5 separate regions of the Mus musculus genome follow, and all the other regions are linked to region 5. A link is a loop called in an ENCODE intact Hi-C map of the cell type or tissue named here. Cell type or tissue: left cerebral cortex. All regions are shown on one strand.

Evidence for each region. A loop is a pair of places that touch in the nucleus more often than their neighbours do. Peaks named below come from ENCODE experiments on the same cell type or tissue, not always from the same donor. Only the 100,000 strongest peaks of a DNase experiment are listed, where the experiment ranks them.
Region 1: a loop joins it to region 5, with 5 times the contacts of the local background. A loop is called at or near these places in 2 of 42 quality-filtered maps.
Region 2: a loop joins it to region 5, with 1.8 times the contacts of the local background. A loop is called at or near these places in 2 of 42 quality-filtered maps.
Region 3: a loop joins it to region 5, with 2.9 times the contacts of the local background. A loop is called at or near these places in 3 of 42 quality-filtered maps.
Region 4: a loop joins it to region 5, with 6 times the contacts of the local background. A loop is called at or near these places in 3 of 42 quality-filtered maps.

Annotation. Positions count from the first base shown.
Region 1 is chr1:129,177,921-129,182,920 of GRCm38, forward strand. No RefSeq gene overlaps it. Among named protein-coding and RNA genes, the nearest start is that of Thsd7b, 93 kb to the right of the region's middle. In left cerebral cortex, no CTCF peak of the experiment used is centred here; a DNase peak (open chromatin) is centred at 2,655.
Region 2 is chr1:129,167,299-129,172,298 of GRCm38, forward strand. No RefSeq gene overlaps it. Among named protein-coding and RNA genes, the nearest start is that of Thsd7b, 100 kb to the right of the region's middle. In left cerebral cortex, no CTCF peak of the experiment used is centred here; a DNase peak (open chromatin) is centred at 2,846.
Region 3 is chr1:129,475,218-129,480,217 of GRCm38, forward strand. All of the region lies in intron 2 of Thsd7b (thrombospondin, type I, domain containing 7B), which reads left to right. Among named protein-coding and RNA genes, the nearest start is that of Gm36347, 140 kb to the right of the region's middle. In left cerebral cortex, no CTCF peak of the experiment used is centred here; a DNase peak (open chromatin) is centred at 2,262.
Region 4 is chr1:129,482,164-129,487,163 of GRCm38, forward strand. All of the region lies in intron 2 of Thsd7b (thrombospondin, type I, domain containing 7B), which reads left to right. Among named protein-coding and RNA genes, the nearest start is that of Gm36347, 130 kb to the right of the region's middle. In left cerebral cortex, a CTCF peak has its summit at 4,876 (motif pointing left); DNase peaks (open chromatin) are centred at 2,331 and 2,635.
Region 5 is chr1:129,419,416-129,424,415 of GRCm38, forward strand. The region is part of intron 1 of Thsd7b (thrombospondin, type I, domain containing 7B); the gene reads left to right. Among named protein-coding and RNA genes, the nearest start is that of Thsd7b, 150 kb to the left of the region's middle. In left cerebral cortex, no CTCF peak of the experiment used is centred here; a DNase peak (open chromatin) is centred at 2,325; H3K27ac peaks cover 400 bases.

The DNA.
Region 1 (5,000 bases), 240 kb before region 5:
GTAGGGACTGGGGAGGGGAAACTTGTATGAGGAGGGGAGGGGAGGACTAGCATCAGGAACCCTGTATACTTGTGTAAAAATGGGATGAGACCCTTTATTTCATGTAATTAAGATGCATTAATAAAACATCTAAAATAGGGTATTAAACATTAGAGGAGGAAAATAAAAAGCAGGGAAATATTTAAAGTACAAAGGCTATCAAAATTGTTGGATTTGATATTGAAAAATGTAATCCATAAAGGAAAAAATTGAAGCATAATCTCATCAAAAAATAAAAAAAAAAATTCTGCTCTATGAAAGAGTATTCAGAAGAGGATTACAAAAAATACAACCGGAGAGAAAAATATCCATGAATGACACATCTATCAAAGTCTCCTCCTCTGAAATATGTATAAGAACAAGGGAGAAAAAAAGGCCTTTTCAATGCCAACACTTAAAAAAATCCATCTAATTTCAAAACGGATAAAGAATTAAAGAGGCTATGCAGGTGGCCTATAAGCATATGAAAAGATGCCCAACATCATTAGCCATCAGGTAAATGCAAATTTAAACCAAAGTGGGACATAAAATAACTAAAACAAGAAAGAGTGTCTGTGACAAATGCTGAGCGGTGGGAATGAGGCTGGTGATTCCCTGAGATGCTGGGGGCAACGCAAAACAATAGGGTACGTTGGAAAATGACCTAGCAATATTTTATAGAGCATCTACAGCTGCCATATACCTCAGGAAATACCTTTTTAAGAGATTAATATCAGAGAAACAAAACATTTTTTTCACAGAAAAATATAAACACAAATATTCAGAGTGGTTCAACCATGCAGATGTTCTTCAACAGGTGACTAGTGACACCTGTAACAGGACTAAGCAATGACAAGAGGCAAAAACGTTGGGACAGACAAGCAAATTATATTTAGTAGAGAAAACTAATTCCAAATGATCACATACTATGTGGTCTTGTTTTCACATTCTTAAGGTGACAAACTGAAAACAAATGACAGACTCCTGTAAAGCACGAGTCACTGAAAAGGCAGAAAAAGGGTAGGTAAAGGTATTTGCTTGTGATCCTGTATTACAGTTTTAAAAGATTTTTTTTATTAGGTTAAAAGATGTTTTATGTAGAGACTGTTGGCAAAATATACACCAGGGACATCTCTATCATTTAACACAACTGTGTGACTCTTCAAGTATTGCAGGGTAATAATAAAAAGAATCGAGGAAGTTTTGACAGCACCAATGGATAGATTTCCCACATCATCTTTCCTCTCAGAGTTTGATGAAGTTCAAATGAGGCCCATAGAACTCTAGTTTGTGACACTTTACATGTATCATCATGGCAGGCTCTAAAATCACCCGTGAGCCAAACCTCAGAACATATTATGTCCTTTGAGGTGGGAAGACATATCCTAAATGTGGGACCCCATTCCATAGACAGGGGTCAGAGGTTGCATAAAAAGGAGAAAGTAAGCTGACCATCAGCAGTCATCTCTGTTTCATGACTTTGAAGCTGCATAGAGCTCTGTTGCCACGCCTTCTCCACCATGATTGGAGGTGCCCTAAGCCTGTCCATCAAGCTAAACCTTTCCTTATTTAAGTTATGTCAGGAATTTTTTTCACAGCACTGAGACAAGTAATTAATACACTGTACTTTGAATACTTAGTCAGACTTGGAAAGTGATGACTCAATTGTGAGTTAGTTTGGGTGACAGGTCCTGGGGACACCGTGTGTCGAGTCACAAGTTTATGTATTCTGTTCCTCTAATTGTTATCTGACCTTGAAAGGCTTTCTAAGTCCATATATGGTGCCCATGATCCACTGGCACTGTACCTTTTTCTGTAAAAAAGGCACTTGTTATTTTCTGAACATTTCACTGCCCCAAGTGATGGTGTTGATACTGGTGGTTATGGTGCAAACACTCAAAATGTAAGAAATTTTCTGTAGCACATGCCTTTAATTTATTCATTTAAAATTTCTGTCTGTCTGTCTGTCCTTGTGTGTGTGTGTGTGTGTGTGTGTGTGTGTGTGTGTGTGTGTGTGTGTGCATGCCCCAATGAGTCCAGGTGCTTGTGGAGGTCAGAGGTGTTGCAGCACCCCCCCTCTCCCCCCCCCCAAGCGAGTTACAGGTAATTGCAAGCTACTGAATATGGATTATGGATGCTGGGAATCAAAATCAGGTCCTCTGGAAGAGCAGGAAGCCCTCTCAACCACTGAGCCATCTCTTCAGCTCAATTTATTCTTTAAAATTTACATACATTCATGCAGTGTATGTTGGTCATGTCCATCCTCCCTCCCTCCCTTAAACTCTCCAGGGGACCCACCGCTCTCCCCCAACAACACAGCTCTCTCTCTCAACTCCATGTCATCTTCTTATTTTTTTAAATAACTCACTGAGTTTCAAAAGAAATTTCTGTGTACCCATGGGTGAGGGCAGAGCCACTCAGGCATGGGTAACTACTAGTTGGTACAGCCTTCTCTAAAGCAACTCCCCCTCTCCCAGTAGCTTATAACTAGCAACAGCTAATTGGCTTTGTTAGATTCTGATTCAGTTATTCAGGTTCCCAAATAGATAAGATGACAAAATTTCCATGTCTATTTTCAACCTGAATCTGCACAGAATCTGAGTGTGGGGGAAGAACGGAGGAATGTATCCTGCCGTCTTTTCTTGCATAAATCATAGCTACTGGCTTATCCATGCTGAACATATGTTTGGTAACAGTTATGAGATGAGCATATGTTGTTTTAGGAGATTATTTAAATCTTACTCTAAATCCAAAGGAATCTTTTCAGCATATAAAGAGGCCCATGAAGCACTAAGCAACCCAGAATGGTGACATGAATTCTAGCTATTTTCTCCTGATTGCATCAAGCCATGTAGGTTTATTGGATTTAACATTTGTCATCTCCGTCAGTCCACTACCCTTATGAGAAGCTATTTTATTTAGATCAGAGGTTGTTACTTTTAATTGTCAGTGATTAGGATTAATTACTGTATTAGTTTCATTATAATCATGATTTATGACTGTTAGACATAGATAAAAAGTGGTATTTTGGAGGTCCTGATGAGGGTCAGGAATCATACTGAAGTCACTATTTTCAGTGCCTGTCATGGCTCAGTCACTCTGCTAGGCACAGGTCTGCAAAGGAAGATAACTGCTGAATGCTATGCAATCAGCATAATTTGTGAATAGTCTTATCTTTGTAATAGTGAACAAAGGAGCTGGGGAGATGGTTCAGCCAGTAAGGTGCCTGCCGTATAAGCAGGAGAACCCCGTGTTTAGATCCTTTGTATGTGTAAGGCTGGCCACAGTAGCAAATACGCACAGATTTGGCATTGGAGAGAAGGAGGCAGGAGAATGCCTGGGGCTTGCTGGTCAACCAGTTTAGTTGACTTAGTAAGCTCCAGATTCAGTGACTAACCCTCTCTCAAAAAATAAGATGGAGCTATTGAGGGAAACACTTGATATCAAACATATGCACATATGCACGTATACACGTGAACACACATACACACATATGTACCACATGCACGTGTACACACACCCCTTTACCAGCAGCATAATTTTTATGTATTTTAAACATTTGTCCTTATACCTCCAGATAAGTGTAGCCCTCATCACTCACTAAGGAAGTGTCTTTTTTTGCAACAAATAGAGGCCATTACAAAAAACCACAGACAATCTAAATGCAGACTTGTGGAGCCCATTCCCAATGGAGGCATCTACACAATACACCTACACCTAATGCTTGGGGAATGTTGGGGAAGAGGGAGTAGAAATATCATAAGAGCCAGAGGACCAGGGTGTTTGTTGTGAGTTTGTGTCTCCTACTAATGTCATGATACACACCCATAAAGTCTCACTAACATGACTGTCTAGCCACAGACAGCAAAATATACACCCTCACATTTAGACTAGGTTAAAGGAGCCTATTAGGCCTCAACCCTGCACAAAGAACTAACCACTGGCAACTAAGGAACACCAAGGGTGTGAAAAGTAGTCTTTCACAGGGAAGAGCATACCAATTAGTTATCAAATGATAAGCTATAAAAACATACATATCACTGACATTACACAGACTGAGCAGGCAAGATTTAGAAATATATGTGCATATACATATACTTATATGCATGTAGTAACAATGCAAATGAGGACAATAATTTTTTGGAAATGGAGAAAGGGAAGGGAGACTGGATGTGACTGAACTATAATCTCAAAAATCAACAAACAGAAAAAAATAAGAAAAGAGTTAATATTGCTAGACAGCAGAAACCATCTCGAATGATTCAGGACTGTTTTCAGATTATTAATGGTTTCAACCCTCTGTTTTCTCCCCCCTCTTCCCATATAAACACTGAGTTCTCCCTGTGGGACTGTGAAGCCATCCATTCCTAAAGCCCCTAACAATGCTCTTCACACATGTGCCACGATCCCACCCTCTCCTATTCTCTCCATGCCACCAAGAGACATAACCTCTCCCTGCCCACTTCCTCACCACTCGGAACGATGGAAGAGGCTTCCATCTCCTGTCCAGGGCTCATTCTGTCAAGGGAGATTATCCCAGCCTTCACTGTCTCCTCTGTAATTTTGCTTCAGCAATTGTCTTTTCTCCCCTATAACTTCAACCTTCTCCTGCCCTCCTTCATGAAAACATGCTCAACTCTCTCCTTCCCTAAATAGAATTTTTGGATCTCTTTAATGCTCCCTTCCAGCCTGTGACCTATTTCTTTCTTCTCTCTTCATCAAAATTTTATGAAAAAGCAGTCAACAGCATCGCTCTGACTTCCTCTTCACTCGTTCACTGTTGCAATGTGGCTTATCTGTTGCAGCTAACTTCCAAGAACGTTCATAATTTTGCTCACCTGCTGCACTTAAGGTCTCTACCATAAGTGTTCAGACTCCTAGATGCCTTGAGTGGACCTGTCTGACTCAACTCCAGACACGTGTTCACCGTTTTGAGTACATGCATGAAACTCTAAGACATTTGAAGTTTCTTTGTATGTCTT
Region 2 (5,000 bases), 250 kb before region 5:
AGATGCAGATGGATTTCTGAGTTCAAGGACAGCCTGGTCTACAGAGTGAGTTCCAGGACATCCAGAGCTATATAGAGAAACCCTGTGTTGAAAAACAAAACAAAACAAAACAAAACAAAACAAAACAAACAAACAAAAAAATCCAAAAATTCTGAGAAGGAACACAATAGCTGACCTGACTAATGAGTGCATCTCACAACTGGTCAGTTTTATCTGATCCCTCAGGAAGGCTGCTTTGTGCTTCCATAACACAGAACACAGGATGGAGGCTTGCCAGCGTGCAATGTTGAGGTAGCAATAATTCATATGTGCATAAGTTTGCGTTTAAACTTTGCTAGGAACTTCTTTTTCAATGGGTATGCTGGAGGGAATGTTCTCTAGACAGAGGATAAAGTAGGGTGAGGAAACCTGTAGTGGGATTGGATTGGCATGGAGCCACCCTCATGCCTGGATAGGAGTGAGGTGGGTAAAAGGCAGGCAGCTGGTCTAGTCTCATGGCCAGGGAGAATTTGAGCTGCATAGATCATTTAGCATTTTGACTGAATGGTCTGATCACTAACCAACTAAGTAATTTATCAGTTTTGCTAAATGAGATGTACTGCACACAGACATAGCCAGTGGCTCCTATTTTTGGTGTTTTATCATTTTTTCTTCAAAAAGTAACTCTGGGCTCAAGTGATCTTGGAATCAAATCACTGAAGGTTTTCCAAATGTGAATTACATAGCTGCCCTCTGGGTGTTTCTAGGGTTGATTAGACATAAGGCCACCTTTTCTGGACTTGTTGACAGTATCTACCCTAAACACATTTATTCATTTTTATTAGATTTGAACTTTAAAATATTTTGGATTTGTTAGATGTTGTATTATCTTTCTTACTCTTTCCTTTAAAACTTTGGTATGTTGTAAAAAACAAAAAACAAAAACACCATGACTATCCTTGAACATAACCAGCTAAATCATAAATATCCCAACCCTCATTAAGGCTGTGCCTAGTAGTTTGTGAATCCATTGAAGACTCTTGCCTTATTTATAATTTTGAATGACAAATTGAGTGACTTTCTCCTACACATGAACTCAGGGACTAGAATCCTGGATGGCAGCTCCACTCAGAAAAACAGACACGTAATCAAGCGCCTTGTTCCACAGAGGCAACTGGAACAAGGACAGAGAGGGGAGCTTAGGAGAGGTCAGGATGAGCCCTGCCCTGGCAAGGAGGCCAGAGAGGATGTCCCAGAAGAGGTGATTTCTGGAGTGAATGTCTCCAATTAGCACTGAGGACATGGTCTGTGCTGTGTACATCATTATGACAAGAAGCCACATGGATCTTAGTTTACTCTGCTTCCAGTTTTTAAGCCTCAATATATTTCAGTGTTTTCAAACTTTTTAAAACCTTCTATCCATGGGGAGAAATATATTTGACATTGTGACTCTTGCTATACTAGTGTATAGACATACATATTCACATGAATATAATCTCTAGGCACCATTTTTAAGCTTTTCATGCCACCTTGTATTCTTTTTGAGCCTGACCTCGAGACTAACATTTGAAACATGTATCTCAGGCTAGCTTTTAGTTTTCTATATAGTCAAGGCTGACTTCAAATCTCTTATCCATCTCCTAAATTCAGGGAGTTCCTGTGTGTCCACCTCACTTATGGGATACTGGAAAAGGAACCCACAGATTCATAGTGCCAGGACAACACTCTACCTATTAACCAGCACCCCCAACCCCAGCATCATCTCTTATTATCCTAATCTATTCAAGTTTCAAACAGTGGAATCAATGCATTGAGTACCTGAGGATAAATCTGTGCAATACACACAGCCACAGACATATAGACTGTGCTGGTCTGGGAGGGTAGGGATTGCCAACAGTGACTGTGTTTCCTAGATAAGGCAAAGGGTCTCAGTTTACCTTGGGAAGACTCTGCTTTCCTTAATGTACTCACTCTATGCCATCCAGACACCCATTTCTCTCTCTCTCTCTCTCTCTCTCTCTCTCTCTCTCTATCCTCCCTCCCTCCCTCCCTCCCTCCCTCCCTCCCTCCCTCCCTCCCTCCCTCCCTCCCTCCTTTCTTTCTTTCTTTCTTTCTTTCTTTCTTTCTTTCTTTCTTCTTTCTTTCTTTTTTTTTTGAGACAGGGTTTCTCTGTGTAGCCCTTGCTGTCCTGGAACTCACTCTGTAGACCAGGCTGGCCTTGAACTCAGAAATCCGCCTGCCTCTGCCTCCCAAGTGCTAGAATTAAAGGCGTGCTCCACCATGCCCAACTTCATTTCTTTTTTAAATGTAATTTTAAAATTTATTCTCTGAAAATTTTATATATGTATATAATATCTCTTGTCTATATCCGACTTACTCCATCCAGTTTCCATCCAGTTCCTCCAAGGACTCTCTAACATAGCTCCCTCCCAACTTCATGCTTCTTTTTTATGACCCACCAAGTCCAAATAGTGTTGTTGGTGAATGTGGAGTCACCTACCTGAGCACTGGCAACCTACCAGTGGCTTCTTTCCCTACTCCCTGCCCTACCAGATATAAACTTCAGAGAGTTCACCAGCTCTAAGTAGGACCCCCAGAACTCTTCCTCCCCATACTGTAATTGGGTTTGGACAGTCCTTGTCTAGGTGACTCCAGATGCTGTCAGTTCATGTGTGCCACGGCTGTGCATGACCAGAGGACATTTCACGGGAGATCATTCTGACAGATAGTCGCCAGCACATGGGGAGAAAGCACGATCAACATTTCATGAAGGCACAGGTCCATCTGTGCATGTGGGTGGATGACACAGCTGATGAGGAGATTTTAGGAAATGTGTGTTCTCCCATGAACAAGTGAAGTTTTCGATTGTGAGGTGAATCACTCCTTCTTCTGTAAATGTTTCATCCACCTCCACGAGGCTGCTGCTGCTGTCTAACATGCTGTGCTGAAAGGCACTTGGAACAGAAGAAAGGCAGTGTAATGCCGGAGCTCAGAAAACAGATTTCTTATGCTTACATAAAACGCTGCAAGCCATGGACTTTTTGATGGAGTGTCTGCTCATCCCTGACAACCCAGTTTGAATAATAGTCCTCTAAGCTCCTAGGAGCTAGGCTATTCTTTTAGGAATGTGCATTCCAGATGACCAAGACAAGAGAAAAGTGGCTACTGGACAGTGACATGGGAGGAAATGAATAAGGAGTGGGCTGGGTTGAAACTTCCATCTTCTAAGCATCGTCCTTATCCCTGACACTAAAAGATAAGCGTCATGAAGGAAAGGGCTCATTGGTTTTTGTTTGCTTTATGTAAATCCCATCCCCTAGACAAGTATCTAGTGTGGCAAAGCTGTCAATGAAAGGTCATTTTATAAACATCTACAATTTCATCATGTCATTTAAACAAGAAGTTACTTGTAAGGGAAAACATACTTCCCAGCAGAGTCGTTCAGTTCAAGCCAGAAGGTTTGGATCCTAAACACACATGAAAAATTCCCAAGAAAATAGAAATTCAACAAGCATTCAATGAGGGTAGATGAGGATGGATACCTCAGAAAGAAGGCAAACGTGGGGGTAGCATGTAATGTTCCACTACAGGGTGGTCTGAGAGATTTGATGGGGATCACAGAGATGTGGGCCATGACTGCTTCAGCTGGGTAGCATCTTAGGGACAACCAAAGGCTAAGCATACACAGAAACAACTGCTCCCAAGTTACATCTCAACAAGGGAAATAGCTACCAACATGCAAGGTGGGACATAAATCCAGTGCTATCAAATGGGCAGGGGGTGGAGGTGGCAGGAAGATTGAAACATGTTCAAAGGCCAACTTAGGCTCTATAGTATATTCAAGTTGTGTCTGAGATGCTTAGGAAAATCTTACCTCCAAAACTTTTATACTGTTTTATATATGCAAAATGAGAAGGGGTTATGAGAAAATAATCTGTCTCAGGAAATTCCCAGAAAGTCACATGATGGCAAAAGAAACTGCAAATGTTAATATAGTAATGATGCAGACATGAAAATGACCTGACAATAGTTTATAAGTATGCATCATAAAAAATCCTTCAGTGAGCAATTATGAGTTCCCTAAAATGAAATGGAAAAAAGGAACCCACAGAAAACCTCAACAAAGATGTAGAAGCTTTGGAGTGTTGTTAAATGAAAATCACAGACCTGAGAAATTCAATAACTGAAAGAGAAACTTCACTGGATGAAGTCAGCAGCAGATTGGAGATGTCAGAGAGGAGAATTCATGAAAGATCAAGATAGATCAATAGAATTTACTAAGTATCAACAGAAGATAGAAAACAGCTTGACTACAAAAAGAGCATAACATACGGAAAACACGAGAATGAAAAATTAATCCCTGTCAACTGATAATCACGATGTATAGAGGTTATTTTGCCCATAGGTTTTGAGGTCTCAGTGTATGTCAGCTGTCTTATTGCTATTGGGTTTATAGTGAGGCAGTGAGTCCTTACTACACTTGTGGGGTAGAGTGGCGCCCCACTATATATAGAAGCATGTGGGGAGGGAAACCTATATCTCCCATGGCTAGATGTCAGACCAGTGAAAACAGCAAGGATGGTCCCCCGAATGCTCAAAAATGTATACTCAGTGGCCTAAGACCTTCCACCAGCACCTGTCTTGCAATAGCACCAAGGTAAAAGCCACACTTTTAATATATGGGCCTTTGTGGACATTCCATATATAATCTATGGCAAGAATATTTCCATAAGAGTAACATAAAGGATGATAGAAGTAAGATTCCTATACTTCTTTTGAAATGCTAAATTGATACCAATAGAACACTTTAAGTTATAAATGCATGCTGTAACAGCAAGAGGATCACTAAGAAAGTAAAAAAGAAATTCTGTGAACTTTATATGCCCCAGTACAAGGGAACACCAGGGCCAAGAAGTGGGAATGGGTAGGTAGGGGAGCAGGGTGGGGATAGGGTATAGGGGACTTTCGGGATAGCACTTGAAATGTAAATGAAGAAAATACCTAATTCAAAAATTGGAAAA
Region 3 (5,000 bases), 56 kb after region 5:
AAATTGACTTACTTATTTTTGTCTGCCTTGCCTGTCTGCCTGCCTGCCTGTCTGTCTGTCTGTCTGTCTGTCTGTTTCTACATATCATTTACCTATTGTTTTACCATTTATCTATAATTTATTATCTATCTGTTTAGCTTTGTCATCTGTCTCATTTATCATCTGTCTCTCTCATCTATCTTTCTATGTAGATCTATCATCCATGTATGTATGTATGTATGTATGTATGTATGTATGTATGTATGTGTATGTCTTCTGTCTTTCTATTTATTATTTATCTTTTATCTCCTTTTTATAGAACCCAAAGGACAGTGACACTTCTGTAAGCTAGCTTTTTTTTTACAATACTGCTCTTTTGACAGACATATTCCTCTTTCACTGAGTGACCTTGGGACATGAAATTGGTTTGACAGAAGTAGGGACATGGCATTCTCTCTCAGAGGCAGTTATACCCCAAGTATTCCTCCACATGCACTTACCTTATAACTATATGTGGGTCTCGTTCTATTGATGCTTTGCAAGCCCTAAAGCAGGAACACCTCCCAGTGATGAATGACTTAAGAAGGCATGCAGTTTAGGACAGTGATAGTAAGTAATGTGCACACCAATGGCTTCAGTCCTTTTGTACTCTCTCCAAGCTCTAGACTAATGATGGAGCACTCCTAAATTGACCTCAGAGCTGCCAATCCCTGAAAAGTCATGCCAAAGTGTACAGGTTTTTTTCTTTTGCCAAAATATACTCTTGATCATTTCTTCGTAATTAGAAGTAGCCTTGGACAGCATACAAATTGAGAATTTCCTTTAATAGCATTTCCTTTGCCTTTGTGACCACATTTCTTATGTCTTAACAGTTTGTTACATAGGAGAACAGATTACTTTTAGATAAAATTATAATGACGACTTCACAATATTTGTTGGTCTTCATAGGAATACTCCTTACAATAGTTCTGTTCTAAATGTGGAAGCCTTTGACTGAAAGATCAGAATCTGTGATCTCACCAGTAGGTCAGTACTAATGGATGTATAGGGCAGTTATCCCTCTGGGGACCCACAAATAGTTGCTTCAGGCAGCATCCTTATTATGTTTATACTGGAGGCTGCTTTTATGTATAGTTAAATATATCAAATTTTGATTCTATTATTAGTCTGATAACAGAACAAGTAAGATGAGCTCAGCTGAGGAAGGTAAAATATATAGTTTGTGAAAAAAAGTAGAAGGTTTAGAATTTGTTCCATGTGTTACCTCTCTGAAGGACTGGGTGATAATTTCATTTCAACATTTTCTTGATTTTTGAGACATTAAAAAAATTATTTTCATTTTCTTTAATTGTAGAATGAGTTAGGCTTATAGGAGAAACATTAGATGGTAGAACACAGAGGATTTTGTTTGTTTGTTTGTTTTGTTTTGTTTTGTTTTGTTTGTTTGTTTGTTTTTGGTAGACAGTCATTTGCAAAATTGAATCCAGAAGAGCCACAAACACATTCCACTTTGATTCTAGACAGTTGGAATTCATGAGCCTGTTGCCTGCCATCTCTGCTTCGTTATCATGCTATGGGAGGCATCTAATTTCCTTAGAACTTCTGTGAGCTGTAAGGATCTCAGAGTGTGTGCTAGATTTTGGTGCACTTTAGCCTTCATTTCTCTTTGATTTTTACTCTAATTTCAGATATGCTTCTCTGTACTTTAGCAAAAGAATAGAAACAGTTCTCCATTCTCTGTAGTGTTCTCTTATTTCCCATTCCCTCTCTAGCCTCTTGGTTCTGGGCTCTTTATCTTCCCTCTGGCTGGCAGGAACAAGCATTTTCAAGGAGACTGTCTAGCACTGATTTTCATTTAATTCTCACTTGGCCACCTGACCCCTCCTGAGGACTCTGTGTGGGCTGTTATACCCACTGCATTAAGTCCATATCAATTATATCATGCCATGAATATTATGACCCATTTTTTTGTATCTGTATATTGTGAAATCTTCACCTATCTCCACACTTAAGAGACTTTGACCTGCATACCCATTCCTATGTTTGTAGTGGTGGAAAGAAGAGCTTGGGAGGGGCTTAACAAAGTCACAGTATTTTAGAGTGATCATTCAGTTAGTTGACCCTGATATACCACCATGAACCAATTGTATTTTTGACCCCTCACCCAGAAACTGTCTCTGCAAACTGCAGCATGAGTCCTTATCTCTCTCTGCTCCCAGGGAGCCCAGAGTATATCCTCTTTGTAAAACATGACTCATCGACACTTGTTTTAGATAACTTTGAGACAATTTTTATAGTGTTCTAAAATAAAACCTCATACATTATAAGAAAACGAAACTGTTTGTGGCTCCTGTTTAACTAGAGCAGGCTTTGTCTATTAAAAGAATGCAGCTGCCAACTTTCATTGTTATTCCAGAGTTCATAGCATCAGGCATTTGGGGGAAATTGTTTTGCTTACTTATACTATTGAGTAAAGAAACTTGGGGAAGGAAAGTTTTAGTCTGCCTCACAGTTTGAGGATACAGTCCTCCATGATAGGAAAGACATGATGGAAGGTTCTTAATGTACCTAGTCACATTGGATCTGCAGCCAGGAAACAGAGAGAGTTGAATTCTGATGTTCAGTTTACTTTGTCTTTGTCTTTTGCTTTTACAATTTTAATATATTTTATTGTTATTTATTTATTTTACATTCCTATTGCAGCTTCTCCTCTCTTCTCTCCTCCCAGCCTCACACCTACCCCTGTTCCCCTTCTCAGAAAAGGAGAGGCCTCCCATGGATATCAACCAGCCTTGGGATATCAAGGTGCAGTAAGACTAGATGCATCTTCTTCTATTAATGCTACAAGGGGCAGCTCAGTCGGTGGAAAGGGATCCAAAGACAGACTATGTAGTCAGAAACAGCCCTTGCCCCACTTTAGGAGTCCTATATGAAGATCCAGCTGCACAACTCTTATATATGTGCAGAGAGCCTAGTTCTGACCCATTTCTGCTCTTTGGTTGGAAGTTCACTTCCTGTAAACCTCTATGAACCCAGATTTATTGATTCTGTGGGTTTTCTAGTGGTGTCCTTGACCCCTCTGTCTCCTCCAATCCTTCTTCCACATCTCCGGCAGGATTCCCCAAGCTCCACTTCTTCATGTTCCAATGTGGGTCTCTGTCTCACTTTCCATCAGCTGCTGCGTGGATCTTTTTCTGATTACAGCTATGCTAGGCTCCGGTCTGTAAGTATAGCAGAATATCATGATTAGTGTCAAGGGTGAGCTCACTTTGTCCATTTCATTCAGTCCTAGACCAGAGTACATGGGATGCTGCTGCCCAGAGTAAGTGAGTCTTCTTACCTCCGTTAAGCTAATTTAGATACTGTCTCACAGGCTAGCCCAGAGATCTGTGTCCTAGGTAATACTAGATACTGACAATGGAAAATTATGATAAATCATCACAAATATACATTACACTCACTGTATTAACCCTTTTAAGTGTTTGAGTTGGTAATGCTGTACATATTCACATTATTGTGTAATTCATCTCTCAAACCTCCTCATTACCTAAGAACAGCGGGCTATACCCACTAAACACCTTCTCCATGGCCCTCTCAACTTCAACAGCCATTAGTAAGTATATGCCTGGTCTCACAGCTTTGGATACAACCTGTGAATATAATCACAGAACATTAATCCTGGCTTATTCATTTAGCATTATATTCTAGATATTCATCTACATTGTAGTATGTGACAAGATTTCTTCCTTTATAATTGTTGCATAATACTGGGTACACTAGATACATTTTTCTATATACACATAATTACATTTTTTTGCATCCACGCATCCGTTGTAAACCCTGTTTCCTTTTATTTCTGCACTATTTTATTAATAATGTACAGAATGTAGTTAGGATGCTTCTCAATTCTTTGGGATACATAACCAAAAGTAGGAATCGTATTATAATTTCATTTATTTATTCATTTATTTATTTTCCATGTGCTTATGTGAACATACATTCATGTGTGTGTGTGTGTGTGTGTGTGTGTGTCTGGGGATAGAACCAGGGAATTGTGACTGCTAATTCTAGGCACATATTTCCTACTGAACTACATCCCAAGCCCTAATAATAATTCAAATGTTATTTTCTTTAGGAAATTCCAATATGCATACCCCATATATATTGCATGTAGTGCATGGTACACAAGCCTTCTTTATTTATTGCCTTCTCACTCTTGTGTAGATTTTACAACATGGTAGGAAAAAAATGTTATTAGGCCACGTGCATAAGGGCTCATTTTTTGTTGTTGTTCTGTTTCACTGGGTAATATTGTTCTTTTTCTTTTTCCTTCTTCTTCTCTCATACAATCCATCCCAACTGCAGCCTCTCCTCCCTTACTTCCTGGTGGTCCTCTTCCCACCTCCCATATCCCACAGGGTTACTGCTCCTCAATTTCTCTTCAGAAAAGAGGAACTGTCCCAGTGATATCAACTAAACGTGGCAATATTAGCTGCTGAATTCTACAGCCATCTCTCTTCCATAGCCACACTGTGAAATGCTCTTTTCTTCCCATTGATTTGGACTTTCAATCTTCCAGACCCCAGTCTTTCTCCACCCACACCTCTCTGGTGACTTTCTCTTCCATTTCTTCATAATTAACTTTAGTTTTTCAAGAACAGATAGAACCCACCTGCTAGGTGTGCCCTTTCTGGATTGCTCACTTCATGCAGGAACATTTGGTTTGAAAAGGCATGCCTCGGTTGGACACCTAGGCCTGCTGACATACAGGGGAATTATCTTTTTCTTTGCTATGTAGACAAGAAATAACTTGAGCATCAGGCAAATCGAATTTTAGAAGCTAACAACAGTTTTATCTTCTGCCTCTGCCCTGCTATAACGTGTCTCTTTTGACATTTAAATAATGTTGTGGAAGCCTTATTAAATAATTGGCTTCCAGGATGGAGTTTATGTTCAGTGTTCAATGGATAAGGTCATTGGTGTATTTGGAAAAGGCCTTGGCTTTGTCAAGCTGTAGGCCA
Region 4 (5,000 bases), 63 kb after region 5:
TGAAAAGGGCCCAGATGGATAACTGGGAAATGTAGTTATCCTTTATGAAATGAGCAGGAGTGCCTGTTTGCTCAGTTCCTTAGGAATTAATGTTCTGCCAAAAATAGTGCCCCGTCAGAAGACTTCCTAGAAATTAATCATTTCAGTTTACAAAACAGATGGCCACTTTACTTTACTCAGCTTAGTTTTAAAACACTTATCACTCAAAATCAGCTATTGTCTCCGTCCTGGCTTGGCCATCCCACGTCTGAGGCTTTCTACTTAAATGCACCAATACTAGTAAAGTATATGAGTTATTTTTTTGTCTGGGAAGTCATTGGTCTGACGTATTTTCTTCAAAACATCAGGGATCAGTGTGTGATTCTTAATCAGCTGAAGGTTCGGTGAATTTGCAAATAGAAGTAAATTAAATTTCAGCCAGAGAATCCATCCCATTGAGAAGCTTTCGCCCCCTTGTCACATTAGGAGCCTCCCATACTGGGTCAGCAAGGACTTGAAGAAATGGTGCTCTTACTTAGTAGTTTGATGGGAATTTGTATTGGCTATTTAAGATTTAGCAGCTAAGGCTCTCAGACATCTGTAGGACATATTGCTGGTGTCTATACCAGTAGATCGCTAATCTGATTTCCAACCACAGCCTTAGGTGTGCCTGTGGGGCAGTGCTTGCTGTGTAGCTGTTGTAAACTTGTGCATATTTCCAGGTCTGAACCCTGTCAAATGACTATATAAAGATGACCTTTACCCAGTAGCAGAACTGGACTTAAACGTTGAATTAGAAAGGTAACATTTTCATGACAGCTACAGAGAAATGGCCCATATGAGTGTAAGCACAGAACAATTCTGTTGTTCTTTTCTACTACTAAACTATTTAGGATGCAGAAGAAGATAAGCCTTGCAAAGAGCATGAAACAAAGCATTGGCTATGTCTGACACCATGAGAAAGTAATCTCTTAGATATGCTTGTTTATTGAAGCATTTGTGATCTAACTAGGAAGACAGCAGAACTAAGAAAGAATAACAAATTGGCATGCAACAGAGTTTATGTGGCTGCTGTAAGAATTCAAGGAAGAGAGAGCTCAGTCAGAGTTGCCTATAAAAATAGAACAGAGTTGGAACGTTTGACTATGTGGAATTATTGGATTTAATGGAGAGGTAGACTATTTGAGGCAATGAGATTAGCATAACCAGAGGCATGGCAGAGAATGTGCCATGGCCAGGCAATTTTAAGTACTCTAAAAGAAACACTCGTTTCCTAGAAACATTAGCTTCTTAGAAGAAAAAGGAATAGTAGCAGATAAGGTTAGCAAGATAAGGGGGAACATGAATCTGAAGAAGCTACAATGCTAAGTGGCAGTGATTTGATGTTTAAATGACAAGCAAGGCAAAAGCTCTTGTTGATTTTTAAGGTGGTGAGTGATGGAAATGCGTAGTGTGGGGAGGACAGGTTAATCTGAAATTGGTACTCAGCTATTGTGTCTGAAGTTACTCAGGCTGATAATGTAGTTGAAGACCAAATAATCATTTGTAACTTTAAACAGATCTAAAGGTATATCAACCCCAGATAGTGGGAAATCCACACTATTGGCAAGGTCTTATCCTTGCCGTCATCTGTGTCTGCTCTGGGAGATGGCCCAGATCCCAGTGGACAGTGTACAAGGCACTCATTCATTCATGAAGGCTATCTCAGTGTTGGCCAGTAAGATTGACTTTCCAGATTTTTGTCTGATTGGTTAGGAAAAAGTCTGTTTTCCTCATATCATAAAATGGAAATCCAGGTCTAAGGAGATGTTTCATTTGGAAAAGTGCCTGTTGGATAATTATGGAAACTTGAGATTGGTCAATAAAACCTATATACAAGTTGGTCATGGAGGAGTGTCTGTAGTCCCAGGACTGATGGTTAAGGGAAGAGACAAGCACATCAATGGAGTTCACTGGTCCACTAGTCTGGTTAATCAGGGTGCTTCAGGGTCAATGAAAGACACTGTCTCAAAAAATAAGGCAGAGGACTGGCAAGATGGATGAGTGCTGCCTTGCCAGATGATCTAATTTACTCTATGGGAACTACATGGTAGAAGAAAAGAAATCTGACTCTTGTAGATATTGTCCTCTGATCTTTACATGTGTGTCATGGCATGTTGTCATGTGCATAATAAAAATATTAAGATGAGGCTTAAATGAGGAAGATCAGCCTTGGATCTCTGACTTCCACATATATAAATACACTTGTGGGTGTGTACCTCTGCACCCAAACCCACATGCATATGCTACCAGTCCTCCCCCATGACCGTATCTCTCTGCCAACTATTATTATAACTTCCCAGAATACAAGTCTGAGAGACAAAGCCAGAATTCAGAAAGAAGTTGTGATTATATCAAGCACTAGAGAGTTGGAAAGGAAACATATGCATATGTGTGAATATGTATATTTATGCACGTAAACATTCTGCAAATATTGGTACTGCACTAGAATACAAGCCTAACTAGCCACATTTTGCAGATGAGGACATCAATGCTCAGAAGACTGAGCTGCATGGCTAAGGCTAAATATATACTTACAAAGTCGATTAAGAATTGAAACCTAAATTTGGTTCCAAATAAGCACCATTCTCTGTTGTAAGATTGTCTGTCCTCTCAGAGACTGTGGGTCCTGTTCCAGACGTGAGATTATGCTAATCATGTGAACTGCACTTTCTTGGTTCTTCCCTCCCTCGGCAAAGACATATTCTTGGAAACAGAACTACTGTGGTATGCCTCTGTGCTGCAGAAAGATTGAGGGCATTTGTTCCCCATGTCTCCAGTATCTCTAGTAGTATAAAATGTAGGACAGTCTACCTTCTAGGAACAATATTGTAAAGAGTGTTTAGTTAAACACTGGCCAGTAAATAAAAAAAAAATCTACATAACCCAGGAAATGTTCCATACTAAAAACAAAAACAGTAAACTATTATTGTCCAAGCAGAAAAGTAAAATAACAGAAGGAAAAGGAGGAAGAGGAAGAGGGAGAAGAAGGAAAAGTTATTGTTTTAGTAGAAGGAAACAGTCGTAGAGATTGTGATTCATCTTCATAGTGAATTTTTTTGGTACAGCCTTATAGCCTTGACATGAGAGCTTTTTTTTGTTTTGTTTTGTTTTGTTTTGTTTTGTTTTTTTGTTTTGTTTTTTTTCAAGACAGGGTTTCTCCATGTAGCCCTGGCTGTCCTGGAACTAACTTTGTAGACCAGGCTGGCCTCGAACTCAGAAATCTGCCTGCCTCTGCCTCCCAAGTGCTGGGATTAAAGGCGTGAGCCACCACGCCCGGCTGACATGAGAGCTTTTGCTTGTCTTATTGTGTCCTGTTTTGTCCTGTTTGTTTATGGTCTTTTTGAGGCCTGCTCTTTTATTAAGGGAGATGAAGAGGGAAATGGATCTGGGTAAGAGGAGAGTTAGAGGGGTGCTGGGAGGAGGGGATTATTTTGGAGGGTAGGGAGCTGTAGATGGGATGTTTGTATGGCAAGAGAATCCATTTTCAATGAAATAATATAATATGGAGGGTAACTCTGGGTATTTTTGAATTATCATTAGGGAAAATTTACTAGAGCCAAATATTTTTAAATTTTTTGTTTACTTTTTAATTGTGTGTGTGTGTGTGTGTGTGTGTGTGTGTGTGTGGTCTATGTGTATGGGTTTGAGTGTGCATGTATGTCTGTGTGTATATGTGTCTCTGTGTATGTATATGTATGTTTGCCTGTGTGTTGAGTATGTCTGTGTGTATATATATATATGTATATATATATGTGTGTGTGTGTGTGTGTGTGTGCAAGTGTATGCTATGCATATGTGTGTAATCTCTGCATATGTTTTGTGTGCATGTATGTGTGTGTATGTACATGCATGTGTGTGTGTGTGTGTTTGTGTGTGTGTGTGTGTGTGTGTTTGTTGTGTGTAAAGATTGAGATAAGTTGTGAACATTCAATTGGTTCTCTAAGCGGTAATAAGAAGAAAACAGATCTCTCTGCCTACAGTGTTACCAATGGTTATGATCTTCCCAATATAGTCCTGGGAACTGAATCCTGATCTTCTTTAAGAACAGTGCACACAAATTATCCCGAGCCATTCTCAGCTCTATGATTACTATTCTAAAAAAGCTTAATGTAGACAATTCTGGTTCTGATCATTGACAAGTACACTTGTGGATTACATTTTTCTTGATAAATACCCAGTCCTTTGCATACGAGTGCGAGTGCTCAACTATGGAGAATTTTCTGACTTTAGGATGGTCTAAAATAACGTAGTGAAAACTTAACTTGAAAATTTGAACTTTTTCTTGGGTTAACCATTTCTTGGGTTAGCCTTCCTGTGATTAGATAATCCCAAGGCTATCCGATAAGAGATGGTGAACCAACACTCTTCAGTTCACTTTCACTGGGCTGGAAATCTTGGTAGATGAGGTATATTAAAGGCATTTTCAACTCAGGACCTTTCTGACTTAAAAGTTGTTTTATTAGGAGATATGCCTATTGTAAATCAAAAGATATATGTGAATATATCTCAGTTTAGAAGTCTTCTGTAATTTAATTACTTGCCTGAATTTAACCCAAAAGTTCAATAGTTCATGAAGCTCACTTTGGGTAATAATGAGACAAAATATTGCTTATTTTCTTTCTCAAGCATATTTACTAAAAGTTACAAGAATTATAGAGAGTGGAAAGGGATAGTAGGGGCTGGAGAGGTAGCCCAGTGTTTCAGAGTATGTTATTCTTCCAGAAGACCTGTGTTAAGTTCCCAGAATGCATATCTAGCAGGTCAAAACTGTCTCTAACTGTAGCTGTAGGGGATCTAACACTCTCTTCTGACCTCTGGAGGCACTGTGTGTATATGCACAAACCCATACATGGACATACATACATACACATAATAAATTATTAAAAATAAATTAGTAAATTAATAAATAACAATAGTCTTTTTAAAGAGAAAAGGAGCATAGTTAGTTAAATGACTAAACCATAAACCTAATTCTTCAG
Region 5 (5,000 bases):
TGAGAAAGAATGACAATAGTAGACATACCAATGATGAAAGTGGAAATCTCAGGATGCCTCAAACTTAATACTAAAAGTACAGGGAACTCAGGATCACTGAGAGCAGGAGAAATAGTCTTCCTCAGGGAAGAGCACACCAATTTGTTATTTGATACTAAGTGGTCAATCAAGAAATCATGAAAAGGTAAAATACACACACACACACACACACACACACACACACACACACACACTCTCTCTCTCTCTCTCTCTCTCTCTCTCACAAAAATTAACATTATACAAATTGAGCATTTTGTATTCATATATTTAGGAATGTGTGTGTGTGTGTTTATATACGATTAAAGAATTAGAGGTCATAAAAGATAAGAGGGTGGAAAACAAAGTGTTGTAGGGTTGTAGTCCAAGAGAAGAAAGTAAAGAGGAGAAACAATGGATGTAATTATAATTACAAAAACTATAATAAAAATATATACATCATATATAATGAATATATATGTGCATATAAGTGTGTTAAAAGTCTAAGAAATTAGAAAGAAGACAAATAGAGAGTCAAAAGAGGTGCTGAGTATAAAGGGAGGTGGAGAAAGGATGTATGTGACATGAAAATGGGAAGTAGACAAGGAGTATGGAAGACACAAGGAAGGCAAGGGGATGGTGAGAGCTCCAAGGAGGAAAATCTGCTAAACCCCCCTGAGAAAATGCCACAAGGATACCTAACACTTCGTGTACTGACTTTAAAGTAATGTTTAAAGTCAAGCGTGGTCAACTTTAAAGATTCTATTTAAAAAAACATAATATGTCTTCTTGGATGAATGTTATTCTCACAAATAAATAAATTTAAATAAAAACTTTTTAAAAGAAGCCTATACTTTTCTTTTTAATTTCCATTTATTTTGGATGATTCCCTTCAGATTTGACTCTGCTGATTTCAGAAGTAAGAAGGATGCAATATGGGGGAGGGTTCCAGCAAATCTCCTGAATCTAATGAGCATCTTGTTAATGGCCGACACGGAGCCATAATAAGTGAAAGCTTATAAAAGATAATGGGAGTGACTGCTTAAGAATTTCCTAGGCTTTTATAAACATGTTATTATTTTGATGTCAACTGTGGACACATTTTTCAATTGCTTCCTTTCCAACATTAGATGCATAATTAATCAGGAAAATACAAAGCTGTACTTAAACAGTTTAACCAGATAATTGTCCTGGCATTAAATATTTAGAATCGTACATTGTAGAAAATATTAATGAGTAATTAAGTATTTTTTTTTTAATTTTAAAGGTCAACATCATTTGAAAGGAGGAATTTATCTCATTCACACAGTCTAGCAGTTCTGGATTTTTAACTAAGAGTCTTTAGTGCAATTAAATGTAAGCCTACATAAACTGCACTGCAACCTTCACACACGTGTATTCAGTAAACTACATATATACAAAATGATTATTAAGTTCATCCATGCTCTTTCAAGCAAGATACATTACAAAGTAGACATGTCCATATATCTTTCTTATTTCCTAAACTACCTACAGAAATATTCATATTCACTTTCTTACTCTCTCTAAAATTTAAGGTTTTCAACCTAAATTCCTTCAAACAGGATATATATATATATATATATTCCTATGTTATGTTATTTCTATTCTATCCAGTGATTAAACTTCTTATTCCCTTCCTTGTAGTATCCTTATCTTGAGAAAAAATGTAGGCAATGTTCTACTTTTTCTATTGTTCTGATTGGGGAGACAGGTAGAGTAAGATTACTTTTTAAAGAGCAAGTAATTTTTCATCTCCAGGGTACAGAGTTGTATAACTATGAAATTGGTTTTTCTAAGAATGGAAGAGAGAATTCAGACTTAAACTCAAAGACATTCCTAGTTTCCAGGTTTTATATTGGCCTATGAGAAACTAGATCTGCTGATGAATTGCATAAATTTAAGAGAAAGTTAGGGCACTGGGATGACTACTGGCCCTGGTCTTGTCACATGTGACACAATTATTGACATAGGAACACTGAGAGACAACTGGTCTGGGGTTAAAGAAGAATGAAGGGCTCTTCTGTTTATATACAAAAATTAGATCTCAGCTACCTGTGTGGAGATGGATAGTAGTAGGCATATGGACCAGGTCAGGGAAGAATATGTGACTGGAGATATACAGGAATTGATATAGAGAAAGGGGAATCAAGACATGTGCTATTTAAAGCTGGGAGACCAAATAAGATCCCCTTGGACAGGGAACAGAGCTGAAAAGGGAAGGAATCTGAGGACAGAGCCAGAACCATACAAATATGAATGTCAAGATGAGGAGGATGTGTGAATGGTGTAGGCCAAAGAGAGGATGCCAGAAAGAAGGAGCCAGCAGGAAAGCTTCACAACTTGTCTCAAGTGAAGAAAGTGGAGGAGACTATATGAAGTCACAGAAAGAGGATTTTATGATTCCATGAGTCTGTAGCCAGTTGGTTATAAAACAAGAATTCTTTTAAGGTAGTCTCAGAATGATGTAGGGAATAGAAGTAACTGGATGGTTGCATCTCTGCTATGTTCTTTTCTAACCCAGGGTTATTAGAGCTGCTTTTTTTTTCTCATAGGGGAAACTGAGTTATCTCACAAGAATAATAAAGAATCACTGTTTTATTAGGTCAGCAGCCTCAGATTGATCAAAGAAAACAAACCTGTTTCTGTAGTTTCCTTGTATGTAGTTATCATCTTATATAGATTATTCCTTTATGTCATTGAATAGCACTTTTTAAAAGTGTCCAAAGATGTATGTAGATGAGGAAGCCAATATGAAGGACATATTAGCCTGGTTTTCACAGAGCCAGGGTCATTTGTGTTTGCGTATTATCACTAGAACCATTTATGATGTATGTTTTATCAGTAGTTTGATGGATGGGGACACCATTCAATAAATTATTGTTTATAAATAGACGATTTGCTCCAAACGACTCAGACACTGTAGGATATGGAGTTTGCCTTCAGTTTCTCTTACACCAAGAACACAGAAAGAGCAGGATCAGAACAAAAGCAAGCTTTTCTTGAAAAGCAGAACATTTACAAGTTGGCATCTTGAACCTAGTTGTGGTTGGATGAAGAAAGTGGAGTTCATGATCAGTCTACAGTATTAGTGAGAGCCTCTACTATAGTTGTTGGTGGGGTGGTGGAATGGCACATTGAGCCTGAGCTGCACATCTGCTACATATATGTGGGGACCCTCATTCAAGCTCATGTGTATGGCTCAGTCTCAGAGCTCCCAGAGGTCCAGATTAGTTAAATCTATTGGTCTTACTGTGGGATTTCTGCTCCCTTCAGGGCAATCTTCCCCACAGCTCTTCCATAAATGCCCCCTACTCCATCCAATGTCTGGTTGTGAGTATCTGCATCTCTTTCAGTCAGCTGCTGGGTAGAAACCCTCAAGACATTTATGCTAGGTCCCTGTCTGTAAGCATAACAGAGTATCATTAATAATGTCAAGGATTAGTGTCTGCCCAGATTGGGGTTCATGTTGGGTCAATTATTGCTTGGCCATTCCTTCAGTCTCTGCTACATTTTTGACCCTGTATGTGCCTACCCTGATACCCATGGGGGGGCATCCTTTCAGAGGAAAAGGGAATGGGGATGGGGGATGTGTGGGGGTGACTGGGAGGTCATTATTGATATATATATATATATATTAATTAGAATAATAAATAAGTTTTCTTAAAAAGAAAGAAAGCTGAGTCTTAGGATACTTCTAAGTCTTCCTCCTCAATGCTCAGGGTGTGACATCCATCTTCCCACTCTGAGGATGACATTCATATTTTATAGAAAAGGAGCCAATTGCAAGGGCCTGTTCTCTCTTTCAGGGAAGTGTATTTTTCATTGAACAAGGGTGGTATCAATACCTTTGACCCTGCAGCCTATAAATCATTTGCCAGAACTGTGTCATATGCCTGGGTTAGCATCAGCTTGTTTGGAACTATGATTTTCTTTCCTTAAGTAGAATATATTTTAAAATCTGTAGTTTTGAAAGCAATGGATAATACAGAGACATCTTCGCTTACTACTAAGCTGTAGTTTTGGTTAGAAAACCCATTTCAAGCCTCTTTCTGCTCCTCCACCATCTCCTTCCACTTCCTTTTCTTTTTCTTTCTTTCATTTTTTAATCTTCTATGTCTTCTAGCAAAAGTATGTTCAAGTAGAGGTATGATACTAATGAAAATATTCTTCAGAGTTTTCTGTGCTTTATTCTATGGTGGAAATATTTTGGTTATTATTATAGAATACCAGGTACTGTTCATTCTCTCTCTCTCTCTCTCTCTCTCTCTCTCTCTCTCTCTCTCTCTCTCTCTCTCTCTCTCTCTCTCTTTCTCTCTCTCTCTCACACACACACACACACACACACACACAAATATCTACATATTATGTGCTTACATTTGACCTCATTAGGCTTCTTCAGTGAGTCATAGAAAGTGCCAGGCTGCAGTCTGCTGAGTTGGTATGTGGTAGAAGAAGCTAGTGGTAAAAAGCCAGAAATGTTTACTAAGCATTGTTTCATTGCTAGACCAGAGGCCACACTCTCATAAAATAGAGATGATAGCTGTTTTCTCCTTCAAAGGGTCAGTGTGAATCTTTCATTGGAACCTCGGTACAGAGTGCTCTAATGCTTCAAAGATATGTCTAAAGTTACAAGACTGAGAGGCAGAAAAGGCATCTCTATGCATTTACGGCAGGGCAAGACTGTTTGATGTTTCTTAACATTTAGGAAGCCGAGGCAGAAAGATTTCTGGATGTGTGAGGCCAGCATAGACTACTTACTGATTTCTAGGTCAACCTGGGTTATAGTGTGAACCCTGTGTCAAAATGAATAAACTGGCCAACCAACTGAATGAATCAGTTGTTACTTGAGCCTAGCTCTTCTGAGTGTTGATAATAAGATAGGCAACTCTATAGTGAGCACTCTTTGTATAGCAGACCCATATTGACACATTTTCTGTTATCTATTTTGTTCTAACCTGCTCCAA